2 separate regions of the Mus musculus genome follow, and region 2 is linked to region 1. A link is a contact called in ENCODE Hi-C or POLR2A ChIA-PET data. All regions are on one chromosome and are shown on one strand. Each heading gives the region's core, a stretch centred on a gene start or an enhancer-like site at or near the end of the contact. The rest is flanking DNA. Distances are from core to core; before and after follow the strand shown.

Region 1 (3,833 bases), core at 582-3,081:
AAAGAAAGAAAGAAAGAAAGAAAGGAAGGAAGGAAGAAAGAGAAAAGAATGGAAGAAAGGAAGAAAGAAGGAAGGAAGGAAGAAAGGAAGAAAGGAAGAGGGAGAAAGAAAGAAGAGAAAGGAAGAGAAGAAAAAAGAATTATATGGTCAACAGACATATGGAGGAAAAATGCCCACCACTAACCTCAGGGAGACACGAGGCTTCCTCCCCCAGTTAGGATGGAGAGAATGACAGCTTCCAGAGGGCATAGGGATGATGGTGGAAATGGGAGCTAGTGTAGCCATGTGGGAAACAGAGTGGGGACTTCTGGGGAGATGTAAATGGCATAATTATATGGCCTAGCAATCCCGTTCCTGGGAGCAACCCCAAGGCAGAAGTGAATCAGCCTATAGGAGAGACAGCTGTATTCTGGTGTTCATTGCAGTACAACAGTACGGAGTCTACCTCAGTCCATCAGCCATTGGTTAAACAAAAAGGTACCCCATTGAAGCCAAGAGAAAGAAGCCAGACAGGAAGACAAGCCCCTCACAATCTCACACCCTCACTCACTGGTGGAATTCAAAACACAGTTGGTCTCAAGGACGTTGAGAGCAGAGGCTGAGAACACTGGAGGGACTTTGCTGGTTTTACAATCTTAGAAGCAAGGAATTCTGCTGTCTGGGGCACAGCAGGGTTAATTCCAGTGACACAAATATGTTGAGCATCTCAAAACAGCACACACCAGGAAAACAATCCACGATTAAAGTGATGGGCATGCTAATTACACATTGATTCAATTATTATTCTGTCGTTCCCCCATTATATATATCTCACATTAAATACATATGAATAATTATTGTTAATGAAAATACTCAATCTTTGAGGGTTGAGTTTATCCTTATTTTGTTTTGTTTTTATTTTCTAGACAGGGTTTCTCTGAGTAGCCCTGACTATCCTGTAATTAACTCTAGAGACCAGGCTGGCCTTGAATTTACAGAACTCTTCTTGCCTCTGTCCTCCCAGGGCTGGGATTATAGACGTGCTCCACCACCGCTCAGCATCGGTCATTGACTTGTAATGTCTATCTTGTTGTGACAGATACAGAAGTCTAGAGGTTTGGACTTGAACTTTGTGATAGCCCTTCTGAGTGCTGAGTGGAGGAAAGAACCCCAGTGGGGTCAGTTTTTTCTTGGGAAAAAACTTTATTCTTAGGAGATTTCTCTATTCCCCTGAAGTATTTCATTTTCAGACAACTGTGAACTTTAGTCTATCCTCAGAGGTTCAAACTCTCTATAGGAAAGAAAAACAGGATGCTAGTCACAAGGGGTTTTGAACATCCTTTGTTTCTGGGGTATGTCCCTTCCAGGAACATGCTCAGGAATTTGCAGAGGAACATGAGAGGCTGAGATTTAGTTCCACACACACAAAACAGCCTTTGGTGCGGCTTGGATCCAGATCTGCTCGGTGACTAAGATCTGTGGTTACTAATACACGCCCTTTCCCAAAAATGTTCCTTCTGGGATCCTATCTGATGGTTATCACAGCTTCTCATATATATTCCCCGGGTTTCAAAAAAGCACACATTTCTTTTAATTTTGGTCCTAAAACTTCTCTCTCTCTCTCTCTCTTCAGAAATTGGAAACATTGTGCTTAAACCAGACATTTTGAAAGCTAAGCACTTAGTGAATTCACTTTTTCAAAATGACCACACTAAGAAAGCAAATTGTGATTAAAATGAGCTGGGGATGTCAGTTTTCAAAGGGTAGCTTTAGTAAATCAACATTTTAGCACATGGTCTGGCCAGCTTGGATCTGTCTGGATGGGATGGATGTACTGTCAGCCGTTTTTTGACAGTTACCAGCTGGATCAGAGAGAGCAACACTTCCCGACCTCCTAACTCCCACTTTGTACATCAGCAACACCTCACTGGCGTTTCTTCTTGCATTTCACAATCATGTAGGCATCTTGCCACAAACCAGCGTGCCCTTCAGAAACACCTCCCACTTCTATTGCTGACTGATGGCCCCTTTCCCTCTCCAGCTCTGCTGTATCATTAGTGGTGCTCACAAAAGGCTTGTGAGGTTAAAGACTGGGTCAATTCTAGGGAGGCTTCACATGGGAGGGATTAGATCACAAGCATCAATTTCTCATTTTCACCGTGATGTGTTGTGAAAGTGTGGTAGAGTATTTGTTACACGCATCACACGGGTAGTCTCTTTGGAACCAACATGATTTTAATGGCCATAGAAATGTCAGGAAAAGCCAGAACCTTTTATGAACTGTTCAACATGCATCTATTTTCTGTTAGAGCCTTCCATCCCTAACTACTCTTCTCTGTGCTTAGCCATGATGTTATCACTCACCAGGACCTTTTCTCCATTAAAACTGTGAAGGCTAAAGTTATGTTTTAAGTTAAAATTGCTGTGCTTAAGAAATCTATAAAACAACAACAACAACAAAAAAATGCCTCCAACCTGTGAACCCCACAGGTAACAGAATGCTGGGGGCTGTTGTTCAGGTAAGATAAGTCACATGTCTTCATTTCTGTAAACAAGCTTGGTTGCCCCAACTGCACAGGAAGTGCTCGACCACACATAGGCAGAAAGCATGTCAGGATGTATGCTTGCCTCCGTTGGATGAAGGAGGGAAGTGAGTAGCCATGGGGTACTTTCTAAGCATCTGTCTAACAATTCTCAGTCATTCTCTAGGAATTCAGGATATGGTCTGTCCAGTATTTAATAAAGCTTGATTCAAATTTGGCTCAAAAATTGTGGTATTGAACTTATTTTTACCCAGTGGGATTTACAGTACATCCTAGGGAGAGGAGATAGAGAAAGGCAGAAACAGGAACAGGAAGTTGTTACTGGCAACACTAAATCATGAGTGTTTATCTAGTTGGTATAAATCAGCACCATTGTTCTGTCTACAGCCAAATCTAACACCAGTGTTTGCTAACTTGCAATTTGCTGTTCATGTTTCTGCTTTTCTCTTTATGATCTGTTGTCATGATCAGAATATATGGCTACTAGTCTACATACTTTAGAAATTCAGAGTGCTTCTCAAAATCCAGGTGATGGAGGAGAGAAGGGAGTGAGTCATCCGGACGCCATCTTGGATCTCATTTATTTCCTCATGTATCTTCCCTCCTGGTAGCCGCTCAGTAAATGCTTGAAGTGGTGAGTGGGGCCTCCATTCTGCCGTTAGAAGTTTGCTCTAGGGCTGGAGAGATGGCTCAGCGGTTAAGAACACTGGCTGCTCTCCCAAAGGTCTTGAGTTCAATTCCCAGCAGCCACATGGTGGCTCACAACTGTCTGTATTGGAATCTGATGCCCTCTTCTGGTGTGTCAGAAGACAGCTACAGCATGCTCGTGTATATACTATAAAAAGTTTGCTCTCTTTCTTTCCTGCTTGTTTCTTTGCTTTTGGGGATAGGTCCCATGGTGCCTTATGGGCCCCAGATTGGCCTGGTGCTCCACAGGTGCTCTGAGGTTGACCTTGAACTTCTGTTTCCTCTTCTTCCACCTTTTGAATGTGGAGATCACACACATGAGCCACCATGCCTGGTGTATGTGATACTGATGATCAAACCCAGGGTTAAAAGTATTTCATGACGGTAGGCACGAAGTCTACCAATTACGCTACATCCCAGGCCCTACCCTAGTCCTTTTTATGATGATAACAAAAGCATGTTTTCCTCCAACCACAGCCAATGGTATTCTGTGTTCTTTAAAAGATATACAGCTGATTCATACTGTCCTCAGGAGTTGCAAAGCATCTACAGGTGATGGTCACTATTGGGGTAGGAAGGCTTGATCCCCATGTTCCAACTTGGGACAGTTTTACAAGACATCAT
Region 2 (3,833 bases), core at 342-2,841, 56 kb after region 1:
CTCTGCTTTATTTCCTTGCGTCAGAGTCTCTCACTGAGCCTGAAGTTGACTAGTGGCCATCAAAGCTATGTGTGCATCCTGTCTGTCCCCAGCAGTACTGTGGATACAGACACACACTCGACCACGCCCAGTTTTTCCTGGCTTTGGATATTTGCACTCAAGCCCTCATGCACGTACAGCGAGTACTTTTATCGCTTGCTCAACTCTCCAGGGTTGCTGCTCTTTGAGCAACAGCATTCTGGAACACCTACCTACTCACCTTACAGCTTTCCACGCCGCCTTTGTGAATTCATTTCAGGAAGTGAAAAAAAAAATCAAGTAATCATCTAAGCATCATGTTCCTGGAGATGCGAATGGACCTGCAGCCTCTGAGGAGGAACCCAGCCCAGGATTGAACCCTCTACTTGTTCTACATAAAAATTGTAGCGTTCAGGATGGCTCTAATGTTGGCAAAGAGCACGGGAGAGCATACAAACAACTCTTAAGCTGCTAAGCTCCTCTTGTAATCTGCTTGGGGCTGTGGGTTAAGAATCTTTCCTTGCCTTGGGAGGACAAATGGCTTTCTATCTTTGTCACCATGAGGAGTGCAGTTCTCTAGCAAGTAGAAATCTGAGGAAGGCGCACTTTAGTTCTAAGGCAAAGTGTAGAAATGGACAGAGAATCTGCATTTCCTTCCTTATCTGCATGGCTAGGAGATAGTCAAGAGACCATTGAATATCCAGGGTTTACAAGTATCCAACTTGCTCCAGATTCCAATACCAACCTTATAAGCAATTTTGAATGTGTTCCTGACTTTCTGTATGATAAAATTGTCAAAATGGTTGAGTGTCCTGTGAGCTAAGGTCTACATAAGATTTATGTAAGGCAGCACACAAATTGATACTAGTAGCTGAATGCCATGTGAGGACTGAGCCAAGAGCTGTAGTAATTAGATGACAGCCTACAGATCATAAAAATGTATGATCTAGTGATTGGTTTTCAATCACCTGTTCTAAGGTTCTGGAAATCTCTTGGCCTCATTCCCTATCAAATGTCACCGAGCTTCAATGAATAACCTTTATGTCTCATGTCTATGAGGAAGTACACACAATGCCATTTAACCAGAGATATTCTGTACTCTTACATTTTATCATTTCTGTGATCAGACTCTTTATAGTGGTAGAGGACATGAGAGTTGGCTTTCTCTAGATATGTACAGTCTTATAAGAATTATGCCTCGTGTGTGTATGTGTGTGTGTGTGTGTGTGTGTGTGTGTGTGAGAGAGAGAGAGAGAGAGAGAGAGAGAGAGAGAGAGAGAGAGAGAGAGAGAGAGAGAGAGAGAGAGAGAGAAACAAAAAGAATATTGAATCAAAACCTGAACATCTGCCCTGGGCTATCAACATTTCATGCATCTGTGAATTCAATGTGCCTTCACTGCGAGAAGATGCCCCTGTCATTTGGTAAAAGCATCCTTATCAGACAACTCCTAAGTCTGTCTCAGTCACACCCCCACCTCCCCCCACCTTCCTTGCATCTGGTTTGGTGCCCTAAGCCTATGACGCTGGGCTTAAGTGGCAGGAGGGATATATATCAGGATGCAAAGATCTTTGTGTCAGCGACTAGACAACTTACGGGAACACATTCGGCTCTGGGGGATTTTAACTCGTGGTAAGTATGAACACAATAATAACTAACTAAATGAGTTGGAGGGTTGATTGGCTGTAAAAACAACAACAACAGAACATACAAGAAGAGAACACTCTGATCTTGTGGGTCTGACCTGAGTTTAGGGGTTGAACTCAGGACAGAACACACTCAAACCTTTTCATAATGTCATGTGACAAACTGGTGCGTGGAATGCGGTTATTACCAGTTCACTGCAAACCTTGATTGCTGAAGTTGTTCACAAGGTACCGAGAAGGACCCTCCCTGTTTGTGGCTTCCTGGCAAACAGTTTTCTGGAAAAGGATGGATCTGAGGCATTAGGCAACCACAGCACAAATAGTTCTTTACTCCCGGGATGGCCTTGAGGCTGATGGGACAGTGTGAGCGTGGGGAAGAAAGCAAGCATTGGGGTGACCGCAGGGCAGCGTGGGTGACGTTGCCTTCTCCCTCTGAGGTCAAAATGTTTGTTTGCTCTATTCTGAAACAAGGTACATGCTGGATTGTCTTTTAGTGGCTTCATTTTGGCTCTTGTTTGGATCTTTAACTTGAATCTCTCTGTCTCAGAGAAACCATGGGTAACATCTATGGGCCTTACCTATCAGGGGAAGAAATGGTAGTGCCCTGTCTGGTTCCCTTTTTCACTTCATTAACCATGCGTCTGTTTATCTTTCTATTTATCTTTGCTGAGGAGGAGGTGATCTGGAGTTTTGGGGTGATGAAGGAGCATCAGAGAGCCTGTGGCAATCCCTCCCCAGTGGCTTTGTTTTTTGGTGCATTTCTCATGAAAGGTTGAGCTGTGTAATTCCACATAGCTGAGCATCGTTGCATTGGATACCCAACACATCGTGCCTTGACACAGCCCTTCTTTCTGCAGAAGAGCATTTCGTAATCTCTGAAGCAGGAAGGATGCATTAAAAAAAAAAAAGAAAAATAGGTTCTCATACAGGGATGGATTCCTTGACACTCAGAAGGACCTAAGTGTGAACTAAAGTCAAGTCTGATATTTAGTGTGGGCACATTAGACACCAGGACTGAAATGACACACACATATTCCAGAAGTCACAACCTTTGGTGATGTCTATAACCAATAGGACTCTCTTCCAAGGAAAGAAAGATTCATATTTGTCCTGATTTCCCCAAGGCTTTGCAGAGACCCAGAGGGTAAATCTGTTCCAGAAACTCCGTAAGGATCAATTGGGTTTCTCAGCTACTCTAAATTGCAGCATCCCCATCAAGCTCAGAGAGCAGAAGTCTTTCATGGAGCAAACACCAAGGGTCCACCTACTGTGGAAGTCTGCGAGGAGTCCTCATTTTTTAGGTTCTCTCTCTCTCTCTCTCTCTCTCTTTCTCTCTTTCTCTCTCTCTCTCTCTCTCTCTCTCTCTCTCTCTCTCTCTCTCTCTGTGTGTGTGTGTGTGTGTGTGTGTGTGTGTGTGTGTGTATGCAAGTGTGTACATGTGTCTGTGGAGGCTGGATGCCATGGATACCTGAGGCCAGGGGCACTGGATATTCCTGCAGCCGCTGATACAGGCGGCTGTGAATCACCTGATGTGGGTTCTGGTCCTCTGGAAGAGCAGTCCATGCTCTTCAGCATTGGCCCATCTTTCCAGCCCTGAGTCCTATTTACATAACACATTAAGCCTAAGACTAGACTTGAGTACTACTGTCCAAGCATATAGGTGCAAGGTACACCTTCAAAACTACATCAACATACAAAGGGAGTTTGTGCCAGAGGAGGAAAGATGCTGAGGAGGTGCAAATCCTAAGATTTTTAATTCCTGGGACATGCTGTGAGAAGTCTAAGCGACTCAGTGAAAGCCTCTTGAAGCAGAATTTAGAGACCAAATAAATTAATAGTTGGGGAATTTGAAGGAGCCACCAATGAGGGCCGATGACAGTTTCCACTACAGTGCAGAATGAGGCTGGGAAAGAGGGGACTCCGGAGGGAACACATGCTGCAGACCTATGTCTGTTCGCATGGTTTCTTGTTCTCATGAGGGTCTAGTATACACTTCCTAGTTTTGAACACTTTGGATCTGACACAATACTTACGTCAGGATTCTTTAATTTCCTTTGATTCATTTGTAAGGAATGGGGCCTAGAAAGGAGTGTGACGTTTGTCAGGGACACACAGTCAGTTTTGTGGAGTAGGAATTTAAAACTACATGTGTAGTTGACCCTAAAGAATTC

The links. Hi-C counts contacts between places; a loop is a spot of excess contacts on that map. ChIA-PET counts read pairs that join two places held with the same protein, here RNA polymerase II (POLR2A).
Region 2: POLR2A ChIA-PET joins it to region 1 with 16 read pairs in Patski. The contact joins the promoter of Pde6h here to the enhancer-like site in region 1. A Hi-C loop is called at or near these places in 1 of 37 maps with a recorded cell type or tissue (v-Abl transformed pro-B cells). POLR2A ChIA-PET finds 5 or more read pairs at or near these places in 2 of 5 experiments (Patski and embryonic stem cell).

Annotation. Positions count from the first base shown.
Region 1 is chr6:136,896,565-136,900,397 of GRCm38, forward strand. No RefSeq gene overlaps it. Among named protein-coding and RNA genes, the nearest start is that of Mgp, 23 kb to the left of the region's middle. Within about 2 kb of position 1,832, at least 1 of the 3 ENCODE cell types and tissues checked has a DNase peak (open chromatin) inside an H3K27ac peak, as active enhancers do.
Region 2 is chr6:136,952,932-136,956,764 of GRCm38, forward strand. Pde6h (phosphodiesterase 6H, cGMP-specific, cone, gamma) reads left to right here and starts at 1,592. Exons shown (of 4, transcript NM_023898.4): 1 at 1,592-1,648.